Linked DNA regions of Homo sapiens: region 1 is linked to region 2. A link is a loop called in an ENCODE intact Hi-C map of the cell type or tissue named here. Cell type or tissue: ascending aorta. All regions are shown on one strand. Links, peaks and the distances in the headings refer to the core of each region. The heading gives the core; the rest is flanking DNA. Region 1 holds the start of LOC107984131 (a long non-coding RNA gene). Region 2 overlaps CACNA1C (calcium voltage-gated channel subunit alpha1 C).

The links. A loop is a pair of places that touch in the nucleus more often than their neighbours do. Peaks named below come from ENCODE experiments on the same cell type or tissue, not always from the same donor. Only the 100,000 strongest peaks of a DNase experiment are listed, where the experiment ranks them.
Region 1: it touches region 2 in a loop (2.2-fold over the local background); 2 of 110 quality-filtered maps call a loop at or near these places.

What each region holds. Positions count from the first base shown.
Region 1 is chr12:2,131,767-2,147,762 of GRCh38, reverse strand. All of the region lies in intron 3 of CACNA1C (calcium voltage-gated channel subunit alpha1 C), which reads right to left. It overlaps LOC107984131 (a long non-coding RNA gene), which reads right to left and starts at 15,794. Exons shown (of 2, transcript XR_001749435.2): 1 at 15,752-15,794. RefSeq lists enhancers at 7,481-7,980, 7,981-8,482, 9,845-10,640, 11,437-12,232. In ascending aorta, for the core only: a CTCF peak has its summit at 9,795; a DNase peak (open chromatin) is centred at 9,827; H3K4me3 peaks cover 579 bases; H3K27ac peaks cover 3,467 bases.
Region 2 is chr12:2,184,751-2,200,746 of GRCh38, reverse strand. All of the region lies in intron 3 of CACNA1C (calcium voltage-gated channel subunit alpha1 C), which reads right to left. Among named protein-coding and RNA genes, the nearest start is that of CACNA1C-AS4, 31 kb to the left of the region's middle. RefSeq lists a silencer at 2,210-2,504 and enhancers at 8,387-8,956, 8,957-9,524, 11,137-11,732, 13,015-13,515. In ascending aorta, for the core only: no CTCF peak of the experiment used is centred there; no DNase peak of the experiment used is centred there; H3K27ac peaks cover 829 bases.

The DNA.
Region 1 (15,996 bases), core at 4,982-12,981, 54 kb after region 2:
TAGAAAGAAGTCTTCTTTCACTCTGTAATTTGCATTTTCTCTCCTTCCAATCTGACCATCGTATTTTCATTAATTTCATTTTACATTTTATCCTCAGATATATACTTCTTCACATCTTTATCTTCCCTCTTCCTCCAGTTAGTTCTGACACTCATTCAATCTTTACTCTCTCCACTCTCTCACCTTTCTGCTTTCTCCATCAATAATGCAGTTAATGGAAATTATCTAACATTTGTCACAAAGAGGCAACAGGTCCCTGGAAGTATTTAATAGCAGATAATTCTGGCAAAGCCCCAATACCAATAAAGCTAGAGGTCTGCTTTGCCCAAATTTGGCATTTCACTCCCCAAAGTTGCCTAAGGAAGTTGTCAATCACTTTCCCATTTATTAACATCATACAGAAGCACACTGGAAGGAAGCCTGGCCTGGCTGAAACAGCAGAGTTTATTCCCACCATCAACCTCTATAGCACGCTGTTTCTAACTTTCCTCTCTCTCTAGTCAGCCCCACTTCTTGAAATTTAATCTAAATTGCTCAATTTCTTTGAAGCTCCTGAAACATTAAACAAGCAACTCACAACATTTTGGAGGTTCCCCCCCTCTCTCAGTGATTCGTTTGCTGTAATTTCCCTAGAAATCCCTTAAGCCCTGAATTTATAGACCTAGAGATAGGGACAGGAGAAAGGATAGAGCTAGTATGGAGATATGACTTAGAGTGACATTGATTTGCTTTGATAATTGGGGGGGTTGGAGAGCTCTCAGGGAGGATATGTCTGTCCTCTCTCCTTTGCCTGTGTCTGGAAGGGCTCAGGCTGTCCTTCCCCTCTCTTCCCTGCTTCCCCTAACTCAGCCCTGCTTGGGTCCAGTTAACTCAGCCCTGCTTGGGTCCAGCCCTGCTTGGGTCCACCCTTAGACATTCACCTTGGATGATTAAAGGCCTGAAAAATCACAGTCAAGTCATAACAAACCCATTCTGCAGAAAAGAGGGGAAAGGGTGAAGAAGGCTACGCGAGTTTGGTTGTGTGACGCTCTGCCCACCAGCAGGTAAACAGAATGGGGTACTGAGAGCAGAAAGCTGAATGGGAAAACCAATAATTGAGGCTGTCAATAGTGGAAACACAGAATATGCCTTTCCAATGGCTCTGCTTTCGTCTAAATCCTGCCCTTCCCTAGGCCTGTGCCCACCGCCTCCCCACACCTTTCCCAAAGACCTCAGGCCCGGGGCTGCCCCTCCTGTGGCGCCAGTGGAGGGAATTTTGTACCATTCATTATCATTTTTTATCCAAGTAACCTGACTCCTCAACCAAAATGTATTTGTGAGTCCCTTGCCACATACTGCTACTCAATCAATATTTATTTTACTATGATGAGCACACAAAGATGATTCTGATTCCTATGCTGATGACGGCCTCACTCAAGTGCCACTTCACAAGTGAAGCCTTTCCTGACTCCTACTGTAGAATTTTGGAGCCAGAAAGGCGCGGAGAGATTCTTGAGCCCTCTATCCCTTCTCTCAACTACCATTACCTGCTTCTCAAACTGGTTCTTGTCTCCCCAGTCTGATCATAAATTCCTCGAGGGTGAGAACCTTTCCTTGCCCCAATCTAAACGTGACAGGGAAGAGGGGTGATAATAACCCCTCTCTTCTTTTGTTACTATCCCAGTGTTGAATTAGAAGGCACTCAATAATAAAAATAACAATAACTTCCATTTGAATGCTACACAATTTACAAAGAGCTTTTAAAAACATTATCTCTAATGAGATAATGCCCCTCACAAAAAGCCTGGGTGTTAAGTAGGTATAATCAGCTCTAAGTGACAGATGGAAACTGAGGCTCAGGAGGGTTAAGTGACTTGCCCAAGGGCAGAGAGCCAGGTTCGCATTTCTGGTGTGGATCAGCATTTTCCTCTACACTGCAGGGCCTCCCCAGAGACTTTAAAACATCCCTAGCATGAAATGACTATCAGGCAAATTGAGGCAAGAAAGACAAATTCCAGGAAAGCTCACTCCTGCCACGAAATCCCACACTTGGCCATACTTGACATTTACAGTAATCAAGATTTAATCTAGCGTTTTCCTCACAAGCCCACGGACTACTTAAGCCCGCAGGTACCATACCCTCTCTCACAGAATGCCCCTTGCCCAGTGCCTGGTACACAGTAGGCACTCAATAACTGGTAATAAAATGAGCAAATGATGACAAAATAAATGAGCAAGCAAACACATGTATAAACCTACAATGAGAGGCGTGTTGAAGCTATAAACGTAACCAAGAATAGATTTCAAATCTAAAGGAATCCACAAGTGTAAGAAAAGCTGATTTCAATTTATAGAATTACAAATGTTTGAGATAAAACAGCTCTAACACAAGCAAAGACCCAGCAGAATAAACAAAGAGTTTTATTACTTAGCTCCAAAAGGCCAAAACCAGCAATTCTACACTGGAGAAAATGAAAAGAAAAAAAAGTTATTCAGGCAGGAAGCTCTTCCAATTCCAAAAGGATAAATTAACTATAACCATTTTTTTTACAAAAATAAAAATAAACAAGCTTTACTAGAAATGGCTAGCTACAGGGGGAAATACGTACTTCAGCAAGTCAGAATTTAAAGTCTTGCTAATAGGTAATGACAGCAGGCAGCCCTTAGCAGCTCAGCATCTCACCAACAGTTAAAACAGCCTTAAACACATATACTTTTTGTGCATGCTAATTGAGTTTTCAGTTTAACAATCTCTCCAATATAGTGCTGCCCTCCTGTCCACCTCTAATACTGCAGAGGGTTGAAAGTTTGCTCAGTTCTTTCCCTGGTATGTTCTCTTTCCTCCTAGAAGCCTCTCCTGGTCCCTCATGACAGGTGTGGCTTTACTTCAAACAGACACAATCTACTCCCCATGAAGATTTGTAGGTCCTCCTCACTCTTTTATCCCTTTCATTCAGCAAGTCTCAAGTTTTATGATTTAGGGATCACTTTAGCAGGATGAAAAACTCTACAAACAATCTACCCTAAAACATTTTTTTCAATCATAATTTAAGACAAATGTCATCTTCATGAGACAGCCCCCGCTTCCATGAAATACAGTGATCATTAGTTTGGGTTTTGTTTTTTCAGTAGCACGCGTAAAATATTAACTTAAAACAAATATAGTCACACCCCAAACCTAAACATTTTAGAGGTGAGTTATAAATGAATAAATAATTATGTAAATAGATACTGAATACCTGTCTCCCTTAGATAGAAGGATGCCCTATGAAGGCAGGAACTGTGTGTGTTTTAAGCACTGCTGTGTCTCATACATGATAGGTGCTCGATAGGTAATTGTTGAATGAATGAAAACAGACCACCCTAAGAATGATCTTAGACTGAACTTTGGAAATTCTGTGTTTATATGTCAAAATGATATCTTTCACATGGAATGGTGTCTCTTCTTTTCCTTACCTGGAATCCCAGCACTCCTACCATTGGTCCAGACAATTCTTCTACACCCTTCAAGATGGCACTCAAGCCCGGCTTCTTCCAAGAAATCCTTTTCTACCACTCCAATTCATGCTAACCACTGCCTTATTGGCTTTCTAATAATCACATTACAGTCAGAATCCTGCAGATAGCTCCTAATTTTTCCATGTGTCTTAGTTGTTTTCTCAGCGTTTACACAGGAATGATTAGTCCTCCTGTGTGCCCACGTGGTGCTGACCACAAGCAACAGAGCAGGGATCAGTTCATCTTTGTTTGACTGGACCAACTAACTAGCCTACTGTTACCAATACCAGTGATTATAAATTCACAGTCAGGCAGCTGAAAAGTAAAGACACAACTTACATCATATAGATAGCATGTAAATAGCACTGGGTGTTGGGGTGAGGTGGAGAGAGGAAATAGCAAATCGAAAGGGTGGGCATTGGGGTGGGGCAGGGAGAAAAATCATAGGAAGGCTCTGCATCACTAGAGGAGGTACCACAACCCAACCAAATCCAGGAAGCCCCACATGAATGGTCTTCTCAACAAAGTCCTTTAAAGTTTACCCCTAATTATAGTCTTGTATCTCCTGATGACAGGGATACATTCTGAGAAATAAGTCGTTAGGTGATTTTGTTGTTGTGTGAACATCAGAAAGTGCACTTACACAAACCTGGATGGCACAGCCTACGACACACGCAGACTGTATGCTACATACAGCCTAGTGCTCCCAGGCCTCTGACCGTGCCTGAGACTGTACTGAACACTGTAGCAACTGTCGCACAATGGTAAGTATTTGTGTATCTAAACATGTCTAAACATAGATAAGGTACATAAAAAATAATCTATAAAAGACAAAAAATGGTGCACCTGTATAGGGCACTTACCATGAACGGAGCTTGCAGGACTGAAAGTTGCTCTGTGTGAGTCAGTGAGTGAGTGGTGAGTGAATTTGAGGGCCTAGGACATTACAGGACACTACTGTCGACTTTACAAACATTGTGCACTTAGGCTACACTACATTTATTTTAAAGATTTTCTAGGCCAGGTGCGGTGGCTCACACCTGGAATCCCAGCACTTTGGGAGGCCAAAGCGGGTGGATCACCTGAGTTCGAGACCAGCCTGGCCAACATGGTGAAACCCCGTCTCTACTAAAAATACAAAACTTAGCCGGGCATGGTGGCAGGCACCTGTAATCTCAGCTACTCGAGAGGCTGAGGCAGAAGAATTGCTTGAACCTGGGAGGCGGAGGTAGCAGTGAGCCAAGATAGCACCATTGCACTCCAGCCTGGGCAACAGAGAGAGACTCCGTCTCAAAAAACAAAAAAAAAAATTTAAAGATTTTCTTTATTCAATTAAAAATTAACCTCAGCTTACTGTAACTTTTCTACTTTACAAACCTTTTAATTTTTTTTAACTTTTTGACTCTTTTGTAATAACACTTAGCTTAAAACACAAACACACTGTATAGCTGTACAAAAATACTTTTCTTTTATCCATATTCTATAAGCTTTTTTCTATTTGTAACATTTTCTTAACTTTCAAGGTTTTTGTTAAAAACTAACACACAAATGTCCACATTAGCCTAGGCCAGGATCGTCGATATCAAGGATCAGGATCCTTGGTCAGGATCATCCATATCACTGTCTTCCACATCTTGTGCCACTGGAAGGTCTTCGGGGAAAATAATACACAGCTGCATGTCCTAAGATGACAATGCCTTCTTATGGCTACCTCCTGAAGGACGTGCCTGAGGCTGTTTTACAGTTAACGTTTGTTTTAATAAGTAGGAGTATACTCTAAAATAACAGTTAAAAGTATAGCACAGTAAATACGTAAATCAGTAACAGTCATTTATTATCAAGTATTGTGTACTGTACAGTACTGTACAGAACTGTCTGTGCTAGACTTTGATAAGACTGTCAGCCCAGTAGGTTTGTTTACAACAGCACCACACCACCACACACACGTAAGTAATGAGTGCCACTGCACCATTACGACGGCAGAAAGATAGGGAGGTTTCGGCTCCGTGATAGTTTTATGGGACTACCATCGTACATGTGCTCTGTCCTTGATCAGACTCTTGTTATGCAGTGCCTGACTGTATGATCCACCCCACACGGTCCTTGGGAGATGGTGGGAGGTGACGTGTGTAAGGCACAGAGCTGCACACTGCGGCACTCATAAGCATTAGGCATTCTTGCCACCATCACGTGCCAGGTGGTGGCTGTCCCCCACCAGACCAGGGACTTCCCCATTCAGTGCTGCCTCCCCAATACAGAGTCTTGTCCCAAGGAGGCAGTGCTCCCCAAATGAAGGAATGCTGGAAAGGAGAGGATACCCTTCCCACGTCATCCCTTCAAAGAGCCGCCCGGCTTCCGCTTTATGGTATCCTCATGCAGGCTGGGTTATTATGGCTTACACAGGGCTGGTCACCCACCCCAGCTGCCATAAAGGAAAGGGTTGAGCTTGAAAATGCAGTCTGCCTCACCCCACTTCCAGATAGATGGGGGCCAAGCGCTGTCAGATATACAGCAATCTGGGTGTCCACAGCTGTCTCCACGCTCCTTTCCCCTGAGGCCAAAGTCTACCCAGGGCCAGAGGCGCTAAGGAGTGGCCTGCTGCATGGGCCAACCTTCTGGAACCTCGCAGCCCCCATCAGCGAGGAGCCTGAGTGCTCGTTACGGAGCTTGCATCCCTTATGGGGTGACCAGAAAGGTTTCTCTTATGGATCTGGATGTAGAGAAGTTGCTAGGGAAATGAAGGCTGGATGGCCAAGCCCACAGTGTACACAAAAGAGACGGGAAAACACCTCACAAGAGCCTTGTGTCCCAGAAGCTTCTGGCAGGTCCCTTTGACATGTTTCCATGACCGACTTCCCTTCAAGAAATGGCAGCTTGCACCGTCCAGGGCTTTCTTCCCCAGTGAGCTCTGGCCAGGCCCTCTGGCAACCACATCAACTGCTCTGGGAATGCTAAAGTCAAGGCCGTAACCCTCGCCTATCTCTGCTACCTTCCTAACCCTCCTCCAGATCCTTCCTGCTCCTCTGGAGCCTTGGGAAGCACACAGACCTGCCAACGTCACACTCACAACAAACTCCTCATGCTGACCCACATAATTCAGCCCCTGTCTGCCCCTCCAACCCCACTCACATCCTCCTTCATCTCCCCTCCTGAGCAGCAGCCACAGTGGGCCCTGCTCACCTCGGGGTCCTGGCCCTGCTGTCCCCTGCCCGCAGCCTCCTCCCCAGGTCTGCCCAGAGCCAGCCCATCTTGTCACCACCTCTCAGCCCCAGTGCCACCTCCTCAGAGAGACCCTCCCTGCCTACCCGCTCCAGGTGGGCCCTTACCCTGGAACTCTCCATCTCATTATCTCCTTTACTTTCTCCATGGTATTAATATTCACAGTGCTCTGAAAGCATGGTGTGTATGAAGTTGCCAGTTGTTTATTGGCTGGCATCATAAGAACGTAAGCTCTTATCAAACCTGACAAGCTCTGTGAGGGCAGAGACCCTGCGCACCCTTGTTTCCGCACATCTTGCTTTTCCAGCACCTAGCCTGGTACACAGTAGGCATTTAATAAATATGACAGAAGGAATGCATGAAGGAATGTGCTCATATGAAGTCAAATGGTCTACTTGTCAGGCAAAAGACCACAGATGCACAGAACATAAAAGAATCCTCTACATATACTCCTCTCCTAGATTAAGAAAAATGAACAAACAGAGGTCAAGAGAAGCAAAGACATTTGCCCAAGGTCACTCAGCTGGTGAGGAGCAGAGAGAGGTCTGGGATGGAGGCCTCCTAGCCTCTCATCTGGTGCTGTCTCAGCCATGCCACACCTTGCCAGAATCCCTAGTCCATGAACAGCTTCTCTTCTTCACATATTCATTCAGTTATTTATTCAGCAAATACTCATCGAGTGCCTTCTATGTTTCAGGAACTGTGTTAAGAACAGACACCAAACCAAAAGTGACTGGGAGGCCCTTGTCTGCAATCCCAAAGAAATCACCCTGCAGTCGTGAACAATGGATCCTCTTGCTGGAGGGTCTCCGACCATTCTGCAAATCGTCCACCCACCGTGACTGTTCCCAGAGTGAGCTGGGGCCTGTCCCTGTCCCAGGACAGAGGTTCTCTGGTTATGGGACAGGTTCTCTGCCAAAATATGATGACAACACACAGCCGTATGGGCAGTGAGAGAGGGGTCTGCAGGGAGGGACGCCCTCCAAAGCTCCTAGCCTAGTACACAGCACCAGGAGCTGCCTGGGTCACCGCTGGTCCACCAAGAGCTGCTCATCCTGTTTGGACTGAACTGTGGCAGAGATAAGCCCCTGCTGAGACCCCTGCCAAACCTGATTCACAGCACCCTGAGAGCCAGGGAGGAGGCCAGCCCTTCCCTGGATGGCCTCGGTGCTTAGGGATCCAGAAGCCAGGGCATGTCGCATGAGGCCCGCTGTGTCCTGGGAGCGGCCTCACCCCTTACACCTCCAGTTCACACTGCATGCTCCCATCTTTAGGGCGCATGTCTGAGGCCAGCGGGCAGAGGAGGCAGAGAATGAGGAGGCATTGGTGCTAAGCTGCAGGACTAAGATATAACTGGAGGACCTCAGGGGCGCAAGAGATCTCCTCTGCCACACATGCCACGGTCCCTCAGGCGGCTATACTGTAAACGGGTACAGAAGCCCACCCTGTCTGGAGCTAACAGGCAAGGGCAGCGGCCCAGTCAGGACCAGCATCCACACTGAAGCACACCTTCCTTCAAGAAACACTCTAACAGCCTGGCCTGGCCCTCACAGACATGCGCAAGGCCCCAGCTGTACTCCAGGTACTGCACTGGATCTGTGTAGATGTGATCCCTTCTTGCACAGGGCTCGCTGCTGGTGAGAGCTGCAGATGGACTTTATTTGGAAATAAAGTCTTTGCAGATGGAATCATGTGAAAATGAGGTTATACTGGATTAAGGTGAAGGAGCCCTAATCCAATGACTGCTGTCCTTATCAGAGGAGGGAAAGCTGGACACAGAGACACAAACACCCAGGGGAGCGCGCCATGTGAAGACGGAGGCAGAGATCTGGAGTGAGGCACCTAGAAGCCAAGGGATGCCAGGCGCTGCTGGCAACACTGGAGCCAGGGCAGGAGCACGGAACACACTCCTCAGAGTGCCCAGAGGAACCAATGCTACTAACACCTGGACTTTGAAACTCTGGCCTCTGGAACTGTGAGACAATAAATTTCTATTGTTTTAAGCCACCAAATGCATGGTATTTTCACAGCAGTGCTAGAAAACAAACACACTGAGAGACGCAGATGAGTAAGCAGGAGGCTAAATGTGCTTTGATAGGGGTCATCTAGAATGCTATGGAAACACAGAGGGCAGCACCAAAGCCAGTCATGGAGGAGCAGAGAAAACTTCCTACAAGAAGGGACTCCAAGTCTGGGCCTTGGGGATTGTCTAAGTCCATTTGTGTTGCTATAAAGGAATACCTGAGGCAGGGTTACTTAAAAAGAAAAGAGGCGTATTTGGCTCACGGTTCTGCAGGCCGCACAAGAGGCATGGCTCTAGCATCTGCTTCTGGTGAGGGCCTCAGGCTGCTTCCACTCATGGCAGAAGGGGAAGGGGAGCCCGGCGTGTGGCTGAAAGACCATGTTGGGCTTCACCTCTCTCTGGGATAACCTCTGGAACATTCCTCCGATGGGCAGGAAGCGTGGAAGTGACCCCGGCCTGCTGCTGGTCACTCTCTTACCTGCTCTCTCTGGTCAGTCTAGCAGAAGTGGGACTCGGAGCCACACCCTGGCCTTCGACACCTTCTCCCACAAGGCCCGTCCCTATCAACCGTGCCCAACTGCCAGGGTTCAAGCACCTCCACACTGTGAGCTGCGTACACAGCCCAGCCCTCAAGCATAGCATCCACCACCTGCCACCTGCCTTCCCCCACACAACCAGGATCCATCTGCAAGCACAGGCCACACCAAGGCTTGTGCTCCCCAGCCCTGTGAAGGCTGGCCTGGCCACAGGGACCACAGCACTTCCAGTCAGATCTGATGAAGCCTCGGTGCAGACGTGAGGTCTCCTCCTGGATATCCTGGCCTTCCTTATTCTTGATGCCTGACCTTGTTCCTCAGGACTCAAAGGCACAGAGAAGAGAGGCTGCCCCAGGCCATGTTTCTGACTGTGTGCCCGAGAGCCCAGATAATAAAAGCCCTGGGGTTTTCCCACTATTTCTGCTATGCATTTGAGGAAGGGGTTTGCAAGTCACAGGACAGCACCAAACGAACTACTCAGCAGCTACACTCGCTGTGCCAGAGTTCAGCTAGACCCAGTGAGAAAACAGGGAGTGGCCCGCATGAGCTCCCGGCAGGGGCGCCTGTGTGAGGCGATGTGTCGGCTCCAGGACTGCACACAAAGACAGGGTCCACTGGCCTGGCGCTCCCGGACCCCGGCAGCCCTGCCAGACTCTTGGCAGCAGGCAGGTTGCAGCCACACCACTCACCACCCATCTTGGAAAGGTCAAGAACTAAATTTGGAACTTGGCTTCTAGTTCTTTTGCATCTCTAAGTTATCTTGAGAGGAGGCTGAGGAAAAAGGTTCACAGAGGAATGTGCCAGAAAAAAAAAAACAGTAAGTATTTTAGAGACAAATATATCTGTCTAGTTTGAATCATAACAGTAATAATGATCACAATAATGCCTCTATGTTTATATGGCACTTTGCATTTTTCCAGAGCATTTTAAAAAATAAACATGGGGTCTCGCCCCATCACCCTGGTGTAATCATAGCTCACTGCTGCCTTGAACTCCTGGGTTGAAGCACTCCTCCCGTCTCAGCCTCCCAAGCAGCTAAAACTACAGGTGCAAGCCACCATGCCCAGCTAATGTGTGTGTATGTGTGTGTATATATATACTTTTTTTTTTGGTAGAGCTGGGCGGAGCATTTCTATCTATATTCTCATTTGCCCTTGCCATAACTCAGTGAGGTAGGAATTATTATCTTTATTTCACAGCCGAGAAACCTAAAACTCAGAGAAGTGAAGTGACAAGGCCGTGCCACCAGGCAGAGGTAGAACTGGAACCAGAGCCCAGGGCTAGGACATGCAGCTCAGCACTCTCTTACTACCCATCCCACATCCTGGTGTTCAGGCCGTAGCTCTTCGATGTTTCCACGTCTCCAGTGGGGCCTAGGGTGCACAGGCAAAACCTGTGGAGCCTCTCGGCACGAGAGGGGGACTGCTCTCACCTGGGCGGGGCGCCGTGGGGTCCCCCACATGTTATGCTCTGAGCCCTGCCAACCACCAGTACTGACTGGGGTCCCATGAAGGCCCCAAGTTCAAATGCAGGCCCAGCAGCTCCCAAGATCTGCTTCCAAGGACTCAGTCCACGAGAAGGGTCCCTCAAGTTTTAAGTTTGTCTCAGAAAGTCAGGCTGATTCTGGGTTCCCTCACCCCAACCAGAGATTCTCATCTATTTAGGAAGAGGCCCGGGGGCCTGTTTGGTTGAGGATCTCAGGTAATATGAATCACTGATCCCTGGGAAAATATGGCCTCAAAGCCAAGTCTACCTCTCAGGTAGTAGCAGATGAAAAGGCCTCCCCTTTGCCTACCCCTTATGCTTTCCAAATGGCATGGCCTGGGGGCTCCATGGCATGCCCCCAGGACCCCTACAGACACCACCCAGCCTGGGGACGTTCACTCCCTCCTTCACTGTTGCTCCTCCCTTGGTCCTCTTGGTAAAGACAGAAGCGCACACACTGCATAAACTCTAGTTGAAGGCCTGATAATTAAGGCATCGTATTCAAAGCAAAATACCCCTCCCATTTATACCTTAGTTGGGGGCCACACAGCATAGCAGTTAAAAGCACAGACTTGGGAGCCACACACCCAGGCTGGAATCCCAGCTCCACTGCTTCATAGCTATGCAAACTTGGGCAAGTTAGTTCATTGCCCTGTGCCCCTTCCTCATCTTTAAAATGGGGTGATTACAAGAAAGGTCTCGAGGAGGAGCCAAGATGGCCGAATAGGAACAGCTCCGGTCTACAGCTCTCAGCGTGACCGACGCAGAAGACGGGTGATTTCTGCATTTCCATCTGAGGTACCGGGTTCATCTCACTAGGGAGTGCCAGACAGTGGGCGCAGGCCAGTGGGTGCGCGAGCCAAAGCAGGGCGAGGCATTGCCTCACCTGGGAAGCGCAAGCGGTCAGGGAGTTCCCTTTCCGAGTCAAAGAAAGGGGTGACGGACGCACCTGGAAAATTGGGTCACTCCCACCCGAATATTGCGCTTTTCAGACCGGCTTAAAAAACGGCGCACCACGAGACTATATCCCACACCTGGCTCGGAGGGTCCTACGCCCACGGAGTCTCGCTGATTGCTAGCACAGCAGTCTGAGATCAAACTGCAAGGCGGCAGCGAGGCTGGGGGAGGGGCGCCCGCCATTGCCCGGGCTTGATTAGGTAAACAAAGCAGCCGGGAAGCTCGAACTGGGTGGAGCCTACCACAGCTCAAGGAGGCCTGCCTGCCTCTGTAGGCTCCACCTCTGGGGGCAGGGCACAGACAAACAAAAAGACAGCAGTAACTTCTGCAGACTTAAATGTCCCTGTCTGACAGCTTTGAAGAGAGCAGTGGTTCTCCCAGCACGCGGCTGGAGATCTGAGAACGGGCAGACTGCCTCTTCAAGTGGGTCCCTGACCCCTGACCCCTGAGCAGCCTAACTGGGAGGCACCCCCCAGCAGGGGCAGACTGACACCTCTCACAGCAGGGTACTCCAACAGACCTGCAGCTGAGGGTCCTGTCTGTTAGAAGGAAAACTAACAAACAGAAAGGACATCCACACCAAAAACCCATCTGTACATCACCATCATCAAAGACCAAAAGTAGATAAAACCACAAAGATGGGGAAAAAACAGAACAGAAAAACTGGAAGCTCTAAAAATCAGAGCGCCTCTCCTCCTCCAAAGGAACGCAGCTCCTCACCAGCAACAGAACAAAGCTGGATGGAGAATGACTTTGACGAGCTGAGAGAAGAAGGCTTCAGACAATCAAATTACTCTGAGCTACGGGAGGACACTCAAACCAAAGGCAAAGAAGTTGAAAACTTTGAAAAAAATTTAGAAGAATGTATAACTAGAATAACCAATACAGAGAAGTGCTTAAAGGAGCTGATGGAGCTGAAAACCAAGGCTCAAGAACTACATGAAGAATGCAGAAGCCTCAGGAGCTGATGCGATCAACTGGAAGAAAGGGTGTCAGCAATGGAAGATGAAATGAATGAAATGAAGTGAGAAGGGAAGTTTAGAGAAAAAAGAATAAAAAGAAATGAGCAAAGCCTCCAAGAAATATGGGACTATGTGAAAAGACCAAATCTACGTCTGATTGGTGTACCTGAAAGTGATGGGGAGAATGGAACCAAGTTGGAAAACACTCTGCAGGATATTATCCAGGAGAACTTCCCCAATCTAGCAAGGCAGGCCAACGTTCAGATTCAGGAAATACAGAGAACGCCACAAAGATACTCCTCGAGAAGAGCAACTCCAAGACACATAATTGTCAGATTCACCAAAGTTGAAATGAAGGAAAAAATGTTAAGGGCAGCCAGAGAGAAAGGTCGGGTTACCCTCAAAGGGAAGCCCATCAGACTAACAGCGGATCTCTCGGCAGAAACCCTACAAGCCAGAAGAGAGTGGGGGCCAATATTCAACATTCTTAAAGAAAAGAATTTCCAACCCAGAATTTCATATCCAGCCAAGCTAAGCTTCATAAGTGAAGGAGAAATAAAATACTTTACAGACAAGCAAATGCTGAGAGATTTTGTCACCACCAGACCTGCCCTAAAAGAGCTCCTGAAGGAAGCGCTAAACATGGAAAGGAACAACCAGTACCAGCCGCTGCAAAATCATGCCAAAATGTAAAGACCATCGAGACTAGGAAGAAACTGCATCAACTAATGAGCAAAATAACCAGCTAACATCATAATGACAGGATCAAATTCACACATAACAATATTAACTTTAAATGTAAATGGACTAAATGCTCCAATTAAAAGACACAGACTGGCAAATTGGATAAAGAGTCAAGACCCATCAGTGTGCTGTATTCAGGAAACCCATCTCACGTGCAGAGACACACATAGGCTCAAAATAAAAGGATGGAGGAAGATCTACCAAGCCAATGGAAAACAAAAAAAGGCAGGGGTTGCAATCCTAGTCTCTGATAAAACAGACTTTAAACCAACAAAGATCAAAAGAGACAAAGAAGGCCATTACATAATGGTAAAGGGATCAATTCAACAAGAAGAGCTAACTATCCTAAATATATATGCACCCAATACAGGAGCACCCAGATTCATAAAGCAAGTCCTGAGTGACCTACAAATTGACTTAGACTCCCACACAATAATAATGGGAGACTTTAACACCCCACTGTCAACATTAGACAGATCAACGAGACAGAAAGTCAACAAGGATACCCAGGAATTGAACTCAGCTCTGCACCAAGCGGACCTAATAGACATCTACAGAACTCTCCACCCCAAATCAACAGAATATACATTTTTTTCAGCACCACACCACACCTATTCCAAAATTGACCACATAGTTGGAAGTAAAGCTCTCCTCAGCAAATGTAAAAGAACAGAAATTATAACAAACTATCTCTCAGACCACAGTGCAATCAAACTAGAACTCAGGATTAAGAATCTCACTCAAAGCCACTCAACTACATGGAAACTGAACAACCTGCTCCTGAATGACTACTGGGTACATAACGAAATGAAGTCAGAAATAAAGATGTTCTTTGAAACCAACGAGAACAAAGACACAACATACCAGAATCTCTGGGATGCATTCAAAGCAGTGTGTAGAGGGAAATTTATAGCACTAAATGCCCACAAGAGAAAGCAGGAAAGATCCAAAATTGACACCCTAACATCACAATTAAAAGAACTAGAAAAGCAAGAGCAAACACATTCAAAAGCTAGCAGAAGGCAAGAAATAACTAAAATCAGAGCAGAACTGAAGGAAATAGAGACACAAAAAACCCTTCAAAAAATCAATGAATCCAGGAGCTGGTTTTTTGAAAGGATCAACAAAATTGATAGACCACTAGCAAGACTAATAAAGAAAAAAAGAGAGAAGAATCAAATAGACACAATAAAAAATGATAAAGGGGATATCACCACCGATCCCACAGAAATACAAACTACCATCAGAGAATACTACAAACACCTCTACGCAAATAAACTAGAAAATCTAGAAGAAATGGATAAATTCCTCGACACATACACTCTCCCAAGACTAAACCAGGAAGAAGTTGAATCTCTTAATAGACCAATAACAGGAGCTGAAATTGTGGCAATAATCAATAGCTTACCAACCAAAAAGAGTCCAGGACCAGATGGATTCACAGCCGAATTCTACCAGAGGTACAAGGAGGAACTGGTACCATTCCTTCTGAAACTATTCCAATCAATAGAAAAAGAGGGAATCCTCCCTAACTCATTTTATGAGGCCAGCATCATTCTGATACCAAAGCCGGGCAGAGACACAACAAAAAAAGAGAATTTTAGACCAATATCCTTGATGAACACTGATGCAAAAATCCTCAATAAAATACTGGCAAACCGAATCCAGCAGCACATCAAAAAGCTTATCCACCATGATCAAGTGGGCTTCATCCCTGGGATGCAAGGCTGGTTCAATATACGCAAATCAATAAATGTAATCCAGCACATAAACAGAACCAAAGACAAAAACCACATGATTATCTCAATAGATGCAGAAAAAGCCTTTGACAAAATTCAACAACCCTTCATGCTAAAAACTCTCAATAAATTAGGTATTGATGGGACGTATTTCAAAATAATAAGAGCTATCTATGAAAAACCCACAGCCAATATCATACTGAATGGGCAAAAACTGGAAGCATTCCCTTTGAAAACTGGCACAAGACAGGGATGCCCTCTCTCACCACTCCTATTCAACATAGTGTTGGAAGTTCTGGCCAGGGCAATTAGGCAGGAGAAGGAAATAAAGGGTATTCAATTAGGAAAAGAGGAAGTCAAATTGTCCCTGTTTGCAGATGACATGATTGTATATCTACAAAACCCCATTGTCTCAGCCCAAAATCTCCTTAAGCTGATAAGCAATTTCAGCAAAGTCTCAGGATACAAAATCAATGTACAAAAATCACAAGCATTCTTATACACCAACAACAGACAAACAGAGAGCCAAATCATAAGTGAACTCCCATTCACAATTGCTCAAAGAGAATAAAATACCTAGGAATCCAACTTACAAGGGTTGTGAAGGACCTCTTCAAGGAGAACTACAAACCACTGCTCAAGGAAATAAAAGAGGATACAAACAAATGGAAGAACATTCCATGCTCATGGGTAGGAAGAATCAATATTGTGAAAATGGCCATACTGCCCAAGGTAATTTACAGATTCAATGCCATCCCCATCAAGCTACCAATGACTTTCTTCACAGAATTGGAAAAAACTACTTTAAACTTCATATGGAACCAAAAAAGAGCCCGCATTGCCAAGTCAATCCT
Region 2 (15,996 bases), core at 4,006-12,005:
TCCGTCGATCTAAGTAACTCCCACAGCTACCATCGCAACATTCTATTTGCTTTCTTTGTCAGCCCTTGTCATTCCCAGAATAATCTCATTTGTTTATTGTGTATCTATCCCGGTTCCTGCAACAGAATATAAGCTTCATGGGAGTAGGAGCCTTGCCCTGTCACCACCGTATCCTCAGACTCCAGAACAAGGTTTCTCAACCTCACACTATTGACACTATTGACATTTTGTGCCAGATGATTCTTTGTTGTGGGGCTGTCCTGTGCATGGCAGGATGTTTAGCGGCTTCCCTGGCCTCTATCCGCTAGATGCCAGTAGCAACCTACCACCCACCCTGACAACCAAAAATGTTCCTAGACATTGACAGCTGCCCCTGGAAGGCAAAATCATCCCTAGGTTAGAGCCACTGCTCTAGAATAGTGCCTGACACTTGGTAAACACTCCTCAAGAGTCTGCTGAAGGATTTACCCCTTACAGACTGAGTACTGAATGAAAGCATTCACAGGAGAGTTTTTACACATTACTAACCTTCCTAATGGATATACTGATACAGTGAAACTCCTGAGTGTTGTCTGGATTAAAACATAATAATAACAGAATCGAGGGTCCATCCATTCATTCATCCTTATAATAAATTTTTGTCGAGTGCTCACCATGTGCAGGCACTGCTCAGTGCTAAGGATACGGCAGAGAACAGAGAACATTCTGGTGGGAGGCAGACAAAAAATAAGTAAATAAATGAGATCATTTCAGATAGTAATTGTGCGATGAACAAAATAAGACAGAACCATGGGCTCCTGAGTGATTCCTGGGAGTGAGGAGCTGGGAGGATGGTAGCACTTTTTTTTATTATTGGTATTATTTTTGAGCCAGGGCCTCACTCTGTTGCCCAGACTGAGTGCAGTGATATGGTCCTGCCTCACGGCAGCCTTCACCTCTCGGCTGAAGTAAATGGTGCCACTTTACATAGGCATCCACAGAGGCCTCTCTGTGGTGGTAACCCATGCTCTGGGACCTGACAGAGGAAAAGGGAGGGGGGCAACACCTGTGGGAAGAGCAGTCCAAGAAGATGGAATGCAGTTTGCCCCTAAACAATGTGGGGACTGGGGGCGCTGACTCCCTTACAGTTGAAAATCCAAGGTAACTTCTTACTCCCCAGAGACTTAACTACTCATAGCCTACTATTGACCAGAAGGCTCACCAACAGGATAGTCGATGAACACATATTATATATGTTATATATATTTTATGTTATATTCTTACAGTAGAGTAAGCTAGAGAAAAGAATATATTAAGAAAATCCTAAGGCAGAAAAAATATATTTACTATTCATTAAGTAGAAGTGGACCATCATAAAGGTTTTCACCCTCATCGTCTTCACATTGAGTAGACTGAGGAGGAGGAAGGGGAGGGGTTGGTCTTGCCATCTCAGGGGTGGCAGAGATGGAAGGAAATCCACGTGTAAGTGACCCACACAGTTCAAACCCGTACTGTTCAAGAGTCAGCTGTAGCAAGTGCAACGTCCCTGAGGCCAGAACAAGAGTGGCCCTCTCCTGGTACCAAAAGAAATTGGGTAGTGAGGAAGTATAATTCGTGGCTGGGAGGGGAGTTGAGGGGATGGTGTGGGGAAGGCAGCAAGACAGAGATCAGGGGGATTCACGCTTAAAAGTCTATCAAGATATCATGGACACGATCATGATCAAATGACTTGGAGCCACTCGATGTATCTCAAAAAGGACAAACTTGCAACAAATCTCAGGCAACAGGACTTTATGCAGCCAATACTTAATTTATAAAGTTTGAAATATTTACTGCAGGAAAAGTTCTTAAAAGATCTGTCGATAATAAACCATAACATATGATTAAGAAAAATTAGCATATAGTAAAATGCATCCTCACCTTGAAAACTTAAAAAAAATCACCTAAGATTATTATGCCTCTCTCTGATGTGGTGGGAATGAGGGCCGGCCACAGCAGCCACCAGGTGACAGCACGTAGTGGGCAGTTTCCTTGCCCGTTCCCTTCCTAGCCAGAACCCCCTGTCTCTCCCTCCCCACCTCCCACCTCTGCCTGCTTTACCCTGGTGGAAACTGCAAGCCACAGAGAAGAAAATAAAAAGAATTCATATCAAAGGCATTGTATAAATTTGCCTTTTCCTCCAAGCCTGGTTCAATTTCTGTTTTTTAAAATCGAAGTCCTCACAATTTGGTGATGTGGAGAAGCAGCTCATCAACATGGTGCCGCACGGAGATTACACCCCCATATAGGTGCAGTGCCTACAATATGCGGAGCTGTAATTAATTGTTAAACGGTGAGTCATCCTCATGCCGGAGGAACACATTTAAATAGCCGCAGAGGGGAGGCCTCCGGTTCCACAGAGACAAGGAATTCTCCTGGCCGCCAACAGCAGCCTCCTCAGAAGCCGCCTCTCCGGGGGGAGGCAGAGGCGGGGAGAGAGGCAGGCAGAGCTCCAGGTAATCAGCTCCTGCTTGCTGCAGAAGATGCTGCCAGATCTGGGTATTGTCTTAAAGGACGAAGGCACAAACACAAGCACCTTGCTTCCTGAGGATGCCCTTTGCTGTGGGCCGCACTGTGCTACAGCTTTGGATGCAAACTCGGCCTCGACTCCCAGCCAGGGCGGGTGTCCTCATTCCAAGGCCCGCTCACCCTCTGGGCCAGGCAAGCTGCATAATGAGAGAAGGTGATTTCCATACGGGGGCCTTCCGGTAGTAAAAATGCATTTAGGAGAAAATAAATTTGAATTAAACTTACAAAACCCAGAACATGTAAATCAAGAAAGCGTTCCAAATGAAACCACAGCTTCGTTTGGAAATCATCTCTTAACACTGCAGTTCTAGACCTGGGTTCATTTCTGCACTGAACCCATCAGTAGGTGCTTATTTTCAGAAGCTCTGGTTCTATTAAAGGGTCCTCAAAACTGTCAGATTTTGAAATTAGTAAAATTAATTTCAGTTTGGTGTTACTGGTTCAAAAATTAATCTTCCCCCAATTTGGTTCTATTCAATCATTGACTTAAATGTGAGAAAATCTCACTTCTCTGGATGTTTTTGGAGGAGGGGAAAGGAAGGAAGTCCTGACTGATTAAAAAATGTCAAATTTCTGATTTTTGAAGAAAGGCAGTTTTAGTACTTGCACTGAACATATTACAGGCTGACTTAAATGAACACTAATAAGTAAAATTCAGCTAGTCACTGAAAAATTACTAGCCATAATAGGGCTTTATTACATAATAATAAGTGACATTATATCACTGAGTCTTAATTTTTAAAATCAATGGGAAACACAGTTTGTGTCAGATTTCCTGGGGTACAGTCTGAATGTACGCTGCCTGGCATTAAACTGAGCATTGTCAACAGTCAATGAGAGGATCCAGTGGACACAAGATGCAGGGGGATGGGGGCAGCAAGGAGGTCTTCCCAGAGAGGAACACATGCATTTCCAAGTGTGGAATCTCAGTTTACACACTGTAACAGGGAAAAGCAGCAGAGAGAGTGATGGGATTTAAACTTCCCGAGGGCGTGGTGGGTATGTTCTGGGCCAAGGTGGAGGCCAGTGTGTTGCATTCTCTTGGTTCTGCCAGCTTCCACTCCTGATCTCAAAAGCACAGCACAGCACCTGGAAGGAGGCAGGTGTTCAGGGCCAGCCTGTACCTCGTGGAAAGCCAGGCTCTGGAGGTAGGCATTGCATTTACTTTGCTGGGCAGCTCCAGCCCACCTTTTCTGAGCAAAAGGCAGGTGGCTAACAGGTTCTGTCCTCCTCAAAATCTGAGAAGCCCTAGAGGCTTCGCTTTCCCCAGCCCCCCTGGCTCCTAACAACTCTGGACCCTTGGTCTGGGGCAGTTCTGAAGAGCCCAGGAGCAGTTTTTCAGGAGGTCGTGTGGCTGCACACACCCATGACCATAAGAAGGCTAAACCCTGCTGCTCTGGTCGCTGCTTCCCTGGGACTGCCTGCAGACACCCAGTGACCTCTTGCTCCTCATGGCCCTCACAGCAGAGTAAAGATGCATAAAGCAACCGTCTTTTACGCTTCAGTGTAAATGTGTTCATGTGCTGGCTGGAACCACTGAAGGCCTTCAGGGAGTCTGCAACTGCAATTCTACATTATCCATTTGCAAAAATACTACTTTCCATTATGATTTATGGCAACCATATAGTGTGTCAGCTGTGTTATGCACTAAACAGGCCAGCCTGGAAAACTAAATGCCATTTGCAGTTTTCTAAGTTTGAAACACCAACTTAATAATAAATAAAAGAGCAGTTCAAAAGTTGGGAATCATCTATAAATTACTTCTGTGTGAAAAACTCAAAATATCTTATCAGGCCTCATTTGGGCTTTCACAACACCTAAGCTGGGAAATTCTGACTTGACTTTATCACAATTTATCACCTGAGCGTAGCAGAGAATCCTGGATTCATTACTTCCCACTAAGAGGTGGTTAACTGTTAGACTAAGCTGGCAAATCACAAGTATCCAGGCCAGACAGACAAGAGGAGCTTCCTAAACCAACAGAAGGACCCCAGACTCCTTGCCCCAGGTACACTGCCCTAAACCAGCCTGCCCCATCCACTTTAAGTACAAAAGGAAGTCTCAAGACAGTTCTCATCAGTTACATCATAATCTCTAAAGCAGAAGTTATTGGAAGAGAGGCTGAAGGATCCCAATAAGCTCCACATCCCTGAAGTAAGCCCTGCTCCACTAAGATCTACTTAGCAGGGATGGTACACTTGGTGCACAGGCTGGGGACCATCTGATCTGAACACTCCTCTGCCAGCGATGCTCCAGGAGCTCGGACCACGTGGCCTCAGGAGTCTTTTTCTCCCAAAGGCTGGGATCTCCAGGGATGCTGACATAAAATGAAGGAGTGGACTAAGTGGTCACTGTGGTCCCTTTCCAGATCTGACATACGAATTCTGAGTTTGGGGCTGAGGGGAAGCCCCTTCCCGGTTTCGACATTCCCTATCCTAAGCACTGTCGAATTCCAGGTGCAGAGCGAGAGCTAGAGTAATATAATCTTGCGACTCCCTGAAAAATCAGTTCTAAAATTATTTCCCTATTCTGTTTAGGATGCTCATCCATCTGTCCTCCTTGCCTTCATCCCTACCCCTGCTTCCTACAGAAGTGGTTTCCTAACCCCCATTCAGTTTGTCCAACATCAGAAGACATTTTGATGATGGCATTTTTTCTTGTGACAGCAATGTTTTCCAAAGGAACTTGTCACTGAAATAAGGGAAACAACAAATCATAGATCTTTAGAGCTGGAAACCTACTTAAGTGCATCCAATTCAATCCTGCCACTTTACTACAGGAGAAACTGAGGCCCAGAGATTTGCCCAGTGGTAGTAGCAGTAGCACAGCCATGAGCCCCAGTGAGTTCCTCCCTGCCTGTCCTGTGTTCTGTGGGAAAACTCCATTTCCTGCGGAAGAATCCCTCCTTCCACAGGGAGGGGCGTGGTGAGGTCCTCCAGCTGTGATCAGGACATGCCTTAACCTCCCTGAGGCTTTGGGACACTAAAACCCACTCCTCATGACTTACCGCCTGGACCAACTGACAATGTGTGCAGGCACTTAGCAAGGTGCCAGGCACGGCATGGGTGACTGTCACCATCATCACTGCTGCTATCGGTGATTTAAATACACACACACACACATCTCTTCTTTCATTCAGGGAAGTGTATTTGATTCATTTTCAAGACAACATTAGAATACATTCCCTATTTTAGTAGCTTGAAACTTTCTACCAGATCCCATCATAGCCAAAAAGACATCCTAGTCAGTGTTTGCTCTTGGGAATAAAGTGTCCCCAATGTCCTCAGAAGACCTTAGATCAGAAAACATTCCTATTTTCAACAGTGATGAAATTTTCAGATATTCCAATACGGATGCAGGGTAAGTCCTGGGGAACACTGTGCTCCTCTGAGGCCAGAAACCCAGTGACTCCTCCCCTCAGGTGCTCCACGGCAGGGTCAGGACTTTGGGGAGAAACGTTCCTGCATGGGAAGATGGATCGAGCTGCTGGAACATAAGTGATAACAAGGAAAGCAGCTCAGATAAGGCCCAAAACTTCTCCAGTCACTGAAATACCAGGCTCACAGTGGAGAGGGTATGTAAACAAGAATGTCACAGAGCAGGAAGGGGGAAGGAAGGAAGATAGGCAAGGAGACCCAAGAGCAAAGTCATCAATGAAAAACATTTGGCAGAAAATATCCAAGAGAAAGAACAGTACATGAACAGAAAGGGAGAAACAAAGCTCACCAGCAGCACAAGGTCAACGTGAGTAAGCTATGTAATATGGCTGCTCAGAGGAGGGGGAAGAGGGGACAATCAGGAAGAGGAGGGGGAGCAGGAAGGGGAAGGGGAAGAGCAGGGAGGAGGAGGAGAGGGAGGAAGAGCACAGAGGAGGAGGAACGGGAGGAGGCAGAGGAGGTGTAGGAGGAGGAGGGATAGGAGCAGGAGGAGGAGGAGGAGGAGGAGGAGGCAGTGGAGGAGGAACAAAAGGAGTAGAAGGAGGAGGAGGAACACAGGGGGGAGCAGGAGGGGAAGAAGAGGAGAGGAACAGGAGGAGAAGCACTAGGAGGAGGAGGGAGAGTGGGAGGAGCCAGAGGAGGAGCAGGAGGAGGAGGACGGGGCAGGTAATCTTGGGCTGCATCAGTGGGAATCCGCTGACTCTAAGAGGAAGCCTCTTACTGCCTGGGGTCCAGTTGGAGCTGAGGTATCCTGGGTCAGGAATAAACACTGAGGTTCACATGGGAGTGGCCAGGACTGAGGGAGAGGGTGCAGAGACAAGGATGGCTAACCTCAAGGAAGATAAGTAAGAAGCACAGAAGCACTGTCTTCAATACCAAGACAGACGTCCTAGGGAAGAGAGGACACGTTCCTCCTCTGAGGACAAAATGAAGAGCAGCAGGTAGAAAATAAAGACTGGCAGCTCTAAGAAAAACCTTCCTTCCAATCATAATCTTCCCCACATAGATGGCCAGCCCTGGAGGTGTCAGGGCAGAGGCCAGACAGACCTGTCAAGGCTGCTGTAGGAGAAGGGCCTCCTCGGCTGGGTGGGCTGCAGAGGCCCAGTCTAGCACTGTGATACCAGGAAAGCAGGGGAGAGAAGGGTTCCAACCCAAGGCCCTTGCTCAATTCAGACGGCTTGCTCATCGCTTGCCTGAGTTCTCTTCCTACCTCTAAACAGAAGGAAAGGTGGCGAGCTCTCAACACCAGCCTCTACAGGGAAGGAGTGCATGGAACCTTTACAAGTTTTTTGTTTTTTGTTTTTTTTTGAGACAGGGTCTAGCTCGATTGCCCAGGCTGGAGTTCAATGGTGCAATCTCAGCTCACTGCCACCTCTGCCTCCTGGGCTCAAGCCATCCTCTCACCTCAGCCTCCCAAGTAGCTGGGATGACAGGTATGTGCCACCAGGTCTGGCTAATTTTTGTACTTTTTGTAGAGACAGGGTTTCGCCATGTTTCCCAGGCTGATCTCAAACTCCTGGGTTCAAGTGATCCACCCGCCTCAGCCTCCCAAAGTGCTGGAATTTCAGGCATGGGCCTCTGCACCCGGCCTTGACGTGACAAGTTTCAACCAGATGTTCCTGGCAGGGCCAGTAAGCCCCAGCACACCTGGCAGGAAACCATGATGTTCTCCCCTCACTCCAGGTGTGGAATCACAGCAACTAACAGCTTCTCCTGGGTGTACCCTGCAAATGCAAACCTACATGGAATGACATCTTGAATCCGAGGTGGGGAAATCTGCTCAAACAGACAGCTGTTTAAAAGGTTCTCTTCCCATTTGTACCTGATGAACTCTCTTCTGACTCTGAATGCAGAGGACAAAGGCCCACCTCCTCGGAAAAACACACAGCATGAAACTCTGGCTCAGCGCACCCTCTCCAGCTGTCCCTCACCGCTCCCCATCACACACTACACGTATCACAGCACCGCCAAGTCTTCCAGGGCTCTGTGGAGGAGGGGGAGAGTGGGGGGAGTGCCAGGTACCGTGTGGAGGAGGGGGAGAGTGGGGGGAGTGCCAGGTACCGTGTTACACACTTTCATACATTATCATCTTTAATTCTCACGACAACTTTCCAGTTGTGATGGCAGCATTCACATTTCACATAAGGGAAAATTAACTTTAATGAAATTAAACATAAAAGGAAAAAGTACTTAAAACCGACACAATTAGCTTCTGCCTTCTGAGACAGTGACATCCTTCAAAGCATGGGAAATGGACGTCTTTACTGCCCCTCTCCCTGTGGAAGGAGACAGGGTCCATCCCACGTGAGCCGGCCCGGCCTGCTGTGAGTCCGCAGGCACGGGAATCCACGCGCAGAAGAAGGCTTGGAGCTGAGCTCAGGGGTGGGGACTGGAGAGGGCTGAACTGCTCTGTATAACAAAAACAGGGGGCGGTGGGTGTTAAGAGTTGTTTGGGAGCAGCAAAGTGGGAGAGGTGGAAAGGGCAAGAAATATAGGAAGACACAGCAGCCAACCTGGCAAAAAGGCCTGAGGGGATTTCTCAGCACAGAAGTTTCAGATATTCAACATTCACATTACTGTGATGTCAGCTCCATCTTCCCAAAAACTTGAGTGCAGGCTGAACCAAAAACCGTGAGAGGGAGGGAGGGGGTGTGTGTGTGCGCGCCCATGTGCGTGCATGTGTGTGTGTGTGTCTGTGCCTGAGTGTGTATGTGTGTGCCTGTATGTGTGAGTGCGTGTATATGTGTGAACGTATGTGTGTGAATACATGTGTGCGTGCGTGTACACGTGTGCCTGTGAGTACATGTGTGCGTGTATGAGTGTCCATGTGTAGGTGTGTGCCTGTGTGAGACCATGTGTGCATGTGTGTGCCTGTGTGTACGTGTGCGCCTGTGTATGCGAGTACATGTGTGAGTGCATGTGTGTGCCTGTGTATGTGTGTGTGCATACGTGTGCCTGTGTACGTGAGATCATGTGCATGTATGTGCCTGTGGAGGTGTGCCTGTGTGTGAGTGCATGTGTGTGCCTGTGTGTACGTGTGTGCCTGTATGAGACCATGTGTGCATGTGCCTGGGTGTACGTGTGTGCCTGTATGAGTACATGTGCGTGTGTGTGCCTGTTTACATGTGTGCCTGTGAGTGCATGTGTGCCTGAGCGCATGTGTGTGAGTGCATGTGTGTATGCTTGAGTACATGTGAGTGCATGTGAGTGAATGTGTCCATGTGTGTATGTGTGAGTGTATGTGTGTGTATACATTAAAGAAAAAGCATCAGGCCCATGTCTGGGTTAATCCACAGCAAAAGGAAAGTCACAGCCAGAGAACGTGACTCCCGGTGAGCCTGGAGCCAGCGTGACTGCAGAGGGCCAGTCCCCAGGTGATGCCGGTACGCTGGAGAAGGCCTGGGAAGATGTGCGGAGACAGACACCTGGGACACCTAAGGACCAAGCCCAGAGCCACGCTGCTGGTGAGTGTGGGCCGGCGCTTCAGTCTGTCTCTATCTGAAGACACATCCAGGCCTTTTCCTCTTCCTTGCTTGGGTTGCTGCTCTTCTCATGCCCCTGCTCTCCTGGACCCCACATCCAGCACCCCACACCCCACATCTCCCTGGCAAAATCCCCTCTGACAGAGCCTCTCCTGACGCCCCAGGGTGAACGGGCTGCTCCGTGGAGTGGGGACATGGCTGACGTGCACCACACCTGCTCTTCCTCCTGGGCACGGCACTGGACCACACTTCCCAGTATCCCTGGACAAGGCAGGGCCACAGGCTGAGTCCCAGCCAATGGGACTTGCAGGAAATGACTGGCACCCTTTCTAGGCCTAGACCCTAAAACATGGGTGCGACTTGGGCCCTTATCTGTCAGCCAGACTCAGGGGTTTAAAAGGGGGCGGGTTCCAAGGCCTGAGAGGATGGCACAGCCTGTCGGCAGAAGTATTCTGAGACCCTGAATAACCCTTCTTGCCACCCCACCAATCCAAGCTGGGCTGTGATGTGAACAAGAAACTAACCTTTACTCTGTGAAGCCACCAGCTGCTGGGGGTGACTTGCTACAGCAGACAGGCTACTCAGAGCACTGTGCTCCTCTCTCTACAGCCTCCTCGCCTGCCGGCTGTATTTCCATTTTCCACAAACACACCTGTTTTCCCACTGGATTGACCTCCTTGAGGAAAGGAACTGTATTATACTCATTTCTACGTCCTTTGCACCTAGAATGCACAGCTTATGTCTTCATTGAGTGCGTAATGAATAAATAAGTGAATGGCTGGCAGGGCCTAGTGGAACCCAACACGTCTACGATACCCTGAAAAAATTAAAACAAACAAACAACAAAAAACAGAAAACCAGACCCAATGCTAGATAAACGGCTGATGGAGGGAATGGGGCACTGCGGGGCGGGGATGAGCAAAGCCTTCCCTGCTGTGCAGCCACACCTTGAATGACAAAAACCTTACCTGGGAGAACGCTGGCTGGCAAGGAATTTTTCACTGTGCTCCATCCTACAGTATTTTGAAATCTTTTGTTTAAATCGATTGGCAATGTTTAAACACGCCATTTCACACAGAAGTACAACATTGCTAATTAGGCAATAAGGAGAGAGACAGTGTCATTTCCTGGTAACGCATCATGCACAAAAAGCCCTCCCTCCTTCCAATAAATTTTAAAGGATTTCACATCATCTCATTTTTAGTGCAGAAAGAGGATTCCATTCCATTAACAAAGAGCAGGTTCTGGTTGGCTGTGCTATTCCTTTAACGTTGAACCACAAGGCATGTCCCAAGATGCTTCACTCAGGTGTAAGAAGCACTGGTACCCAGCCTTGAAGGTTTCGGCTCTCACCTGGATCACAGGCAGCCTCTTTTGGGACCTCCTTTGTTCTCTTGCGTCAGTGATCTCAAGGGATCTGCATCTTCTTTTGCTGTAGATAATTGCCTCAAGTACTTTTGTGAGTTTTTTTCTTTCTTCTTTAAATATCACTAGTTGTAAGAGCCCTTAATGAGCACGTTATTTTAATGGGGCTGGCCACAACTTCATGCTGTTTTACTTTAGCTTCTCTTATGGCAGGTAAATCACAATGGCGGAAGATGGCCAAATGTTCCTTGGTTTCCCTGCCCCTACAGGTTTCCACTCCACACGCTGATAGTTTTCCAGCCAGTTAGCAGCCCTCTGCCTGGAAGCTGCCCTTTGGAAGCTGGACCTGGCCCCCTCATCTCGCGCAGCAGCCAGCGCCCAGCTTCAGTCCCCACACAGGCAGCCACGATGGCCCATATGGCAAGTCTCCCTGTTTCCATGGACTGGGCCCTTCTGACACGTCCTGGGGAGCCTGCTCCCGCAGCGTGCAAGGTTTTCTCCAGCCTTCTCTCCTTGTACGCATCCCACTCTTATCCCGAGTCAGTTCTTCCCCATTCCTCTGGTAGCCATTTGGTGCTCAATATTTGCACACACAGCCAGCAAGGGACCTCTGTCCTCGCTGCATCCATCTAGCACAAGGCTCTCTTACTGGGCAAGGGGAGAAATCCTGTATCAGGTTACACCAGATCCACACAATGGTGCTAACCCAGGCACCATCCCAGGAGAACCAGTGTTCTCCACTTCTCCCAACACTTAGAAAAGCTGAGCTGTTTGATGCTTCACGTTGGGAATGTGTCTTTTTTTTTTTTTTTTTTTTTTTTTTGAGACGGAGTCTCGTTCTGTCGCGCAGGCTGGAGTGTAGTGGTGTGATCTCAGCTCACTGCAAGCTCCGCCTCCTGGGTTCACACCATTCTCCTGCCTCAGCCTCCCAAGTAGCTGGGACTACAGGCACCCGCCACCACGGCCGGCTAATTTTTTTGTATTTTTAGTAGAGACGGGGTTTCACCATATTAGCCAGGATGGTCTTGATCTCCTGACCTCGTGATCCGCCTGCCTCGGCCTCCCAAAGGGCTGGGATTACAGGCGTGAGACACCGTGCCTGGCCTTATTCTTCCTTCTTCTAAAGGATTTGGGGCAACTGATTTAGTATCATCTGGGATCGTCAGAAATTTTCCACATTTCTCAGAGAACACTTCTTGTATTTTATAAGGATACCACCAAATAGGAGATTAGAGGACCTGAGACCCAAGTATAATATAGGCCTAAAAACCGAATATCAATTTGCTGAAACAGTGTCTTTCTCTTTTTATTTTTATTTTTTCTCTCTCTCTGGGGATGGGGAGAGACAGAAGAGATTTTATCCATTAGGTGCAATAGGTTCAACTCTTATATCCTATAAGCTTTTTCACTGTCCTGAAAAAAAATGTGAAAATCAGAAACAAAACTAGATTGGGTCCAAAATATAAAACTAGAAAATCAAAATAAATATTTCACACAACATCTACAAAAATTAACATTGTGCCAACTAGTCAAATGCATCTCGATCCATAGTTATCTATCAGAATAAGAGTTTATGTTGCAAGACTAAAATGAATAATTTATTCTTAATAAAACTCAACATTATAAAAAATACAACCATTCTTCCCAATTGTGTTATAGCAAATATATTCTATTTGATGTGCGAGGTAGATGCATTTTCAGATGTTTGATATGCGGAAAGGCAGAGTTGCCAACTATCTGAGGGTCTGGGACTTCAGAGGCCTTAAGAGACCATGGGGAAGATACCACTTACCAGTCCATGTGGCCCCTAGGGTACCTGCTGATAAGAAGTTCCTTTTTGGTGTTTTTAATTCCTAGTGAAAAGCCTCCTAGGCAGGCTGCTTATGCTGCTGGGTGTCTGCTTCTCACAGAAGCAAAGCTAGGGCTTCGGGGAAAGGCAGCTCCCAACCTGTGGCCAATACCACAGCAGGGGCCAAGGTGCCTCTCCTGGCATCCTCCTCGCCCTCAGCTCAGTCCCCGTCCTGGGGGCAGCAGACTCTTCTCTGAGATCAGGATGACCTGTCAGGGGCCTGGAGCCCCCCACCTTCTGCTGCAGGCATGAGGGATGTGGCACCAGGAGGGGTCACCGAGCAAAGTCGGCTTTTGCTCCTTAGTAATCTTTCTCCGGAGGACAGGCAGGGACCCCACAAACCAATCGCCGCCCCTGTGGGGACCACCCTGCTTCCTTGGCTACTCCGGTTCTCACCGCAGTGCCCACATCTTCAGCCCTCTGGCCTGTCGGTCACTGACTCAGAAAGGTGGGTCTCTTCACCCTTGCCTGGAAGAATCAGCTTTTCCCTCTGAGAGGGAGACTTACCTGGAGCTCCCAGGAATGAACAAACTAAGCCCTGCGCAGATGCTCAGCCTTGGGAAGAGGCTGAGGCCTCCAGAGGGAAGTTTCTGTGTGCCCACTCTGTCCCTTGCTGCCTCAGCCTCTCTCCTGCCCACCGCCCCACCTCAGTTCCTCATGCAAATCATTTCCTGGCCGTTGCTGATTTGTATCTTTGGCCCAAGACAGAGAGGCTGCTATGGGGGCTGGCTTTGCACAGAGGTTCCTACCAGGGTAGACTGGTGGATTAGAACTCCGAGCCTCGACTGGGTCCTAGCTCCACCACACAGAGGCTAGGCAGTGCCACCCCAGGCAATCATTTAACCTCTCTGACCTCAGTTTCCCCAACCATAAGACAGAAAATATTCACTCACAGAATGATGGTAAAAATTAAATTAGATACTGCCTGGAAAAGGTTCTGAAAACATGAAAAGGTACACAAATGTAAGATAACGTTTTACCATGAGTCTGTGTGTTTGACTCTGCTGGCAACAAGCTGAGCACCGAGGGATGGGGGCAGCAGGACAGGCAAGGGGGCAGCAGGACAGGAAAGGGGTCGGGTGTGCTCACAGCCAGTTTGTGGGGAAAGGGGACCTCACAGGGAAAAACAGATGGTGCAGCACCAGGAAGGCAAGCAAGAAGTGTCACATATGTTTAAGATAATACACTCTGGGTCAGGCAGACCTGAATGCAGAGCCCCTGCTCTTTTAGTCATGTAACCTACTCTGAGCCTCAGTTTCCTCTTCTGGCAAGTGGGGCTAATGAGAGCTTCCCCATCGGATTGTCGAAAGGATTAAAGGAGGTCGTGTTGATAACTGACTTAGCATAGTACCTGGCATATAGTAATCACTTAAGAAATCCCATTATGATTAAACTGATGTCCATTGTGCTATGGAAACGTGTAAGTGCTGAATTCCAGGCACATGGTATGAACAAGTCAGGGATCAATAAATCCATAAGCAATGTCTCCAGCACATCTCAGTTTGTCTCACAGACCCTGACCCCCAGGGTTTTTAGTCTCTATTTCTCCCTTCATTTCTTTAAAATAAAAAAAAGTGAAGGCAAGTTCTCTTGGGTACAGGCACATTTCACACTGAAAGGAACCCTTACCCCCTCAGCGGCCACCTGCCCATGGCCCGCAGCCGCTTCAGGACACCCCTAGGAGGATGCAGAGGTGGCCACCTTGCCTCACCCACAATGGACCTAGTCACTTGGGCCTAGATCCCAAGACAGCCTGCCTTCCCGGCCACCCATAACATGAGCCGAGAGGACCGACCACACAGCTGGGGACTGTGACTAAATGCCGGGAGGGAACCAGGGAAGGCTCTGTGCTGGCCACATGTCGGGAAGGGAGACCTTTATTGCAACCATCCCACGCTAATTGGTCCTGGGCTGGGCAGTTTTCCCATAAAGATGAGAGGACTGAAAGAAGCTCACCAAAAACCACAGCCCGTAGTGGAGGCAGCTGCTGAGGCGAGTCTGGCCGTAGCCACCTCAGAGTAGGGAACCGAGTGAGGTGCCTGGAAAAGGAGCCAGAGAGCGGCCAGGAAACGATCCGTGCCCTGGCTGAGAAAACCAATCAATCAGGCTACAAGTGTGCATTGGGCGCTCGGCACGGGACAGCCACAGAGAAGCCTGAGAGACTGCAGGAAGTCTAGACTGCTGCCCAGGCGCGGCTGGAGCCCACCGGGCAAAGACACGTGGTGCAGGAGGAAGGGTGAGTGACACTCCCAGGCCGCTTCTGCCCAGGGCCACACAGACAGGGCAGGAGGCAGTGCTGGGACTGCCCTGACAAAGTGCCACAGACAGGGCAGCTTACTCAACAGAAATGAACTTCCTGAAGGCTGGAAGTCCAAGATCAAGGTGCCAGCAGGGTGGATGTCTCATGAGGCCTCCCGCCATGGCTTGCAGTTGCCCCTCTTCTCCCCATGTCTTCACATGCTTTTCCTTCTATGTGTGTCTGTGTCCATGTGTGTCTGTGTCCAAGTTTCTTCTTTTTATAAATCCAATCATATTGGAGTAGGCCCACCCTAATGGTCTCATGCTAACTTAATCACCTCTTTAAAGACCCTGTCTCCAAATGCAGTCACATTCTAGAAGTACAGGAGACAGGGCTTCAACACATGAGTTTTGGGGGGACCCAACTCAGCCCATAGGATTTCAGCCAAGAGACAGGTGGGCTTCCGGGGTTAGGGCAAGGCCCTGAGGGCGTGGTGGGATATGGAGAGTAGACGGGGTGGGGAGCGGTGCAGGAAGTGCTCCAGGCTGGAGGAAGGACTGTCCCCTTCTCTCCTGCAGAACAACTCCTCCCCATTGTCTATCTCGCCTGCCTGCCACACATTCAAATAGAGAAGAATGTGGGCCACAGGTGAGGTGGGAGTGACAAAAGCCAGGGAAATAGGAACCCGAGAGAGACAACTTGGAGATGGCAGTGGGGACATTTGAACTCCTGCTGCTTGGCCACAGCATGGTGAATGAACTACAGCTGCGTTGAGTTGTAAAGCCCAGGAGCAATGAGCCACGCGGAGTAAGATTCCATGGCTGCCAGTAGGGCCTGTCCCCCCAAAAATATTAGCTCCACATGCCTTTCCTTAGGACTTTAACCCCAGTTCAATACTAAATGACTAAATACCCAGAGGTGGGGTCACATTTTAATTCACCATGAGCCCTTTAGATGTCAGTGCTAATGGGCATGTTTGGGGATAGCGGAAGTGGGATATATAAAGAGACTGCACCTCTGAGCAGGGTTGGAAAGCAAGGTTCTCTGCCTGCCTCTCCACGGCGCCTTGTTTGCCTG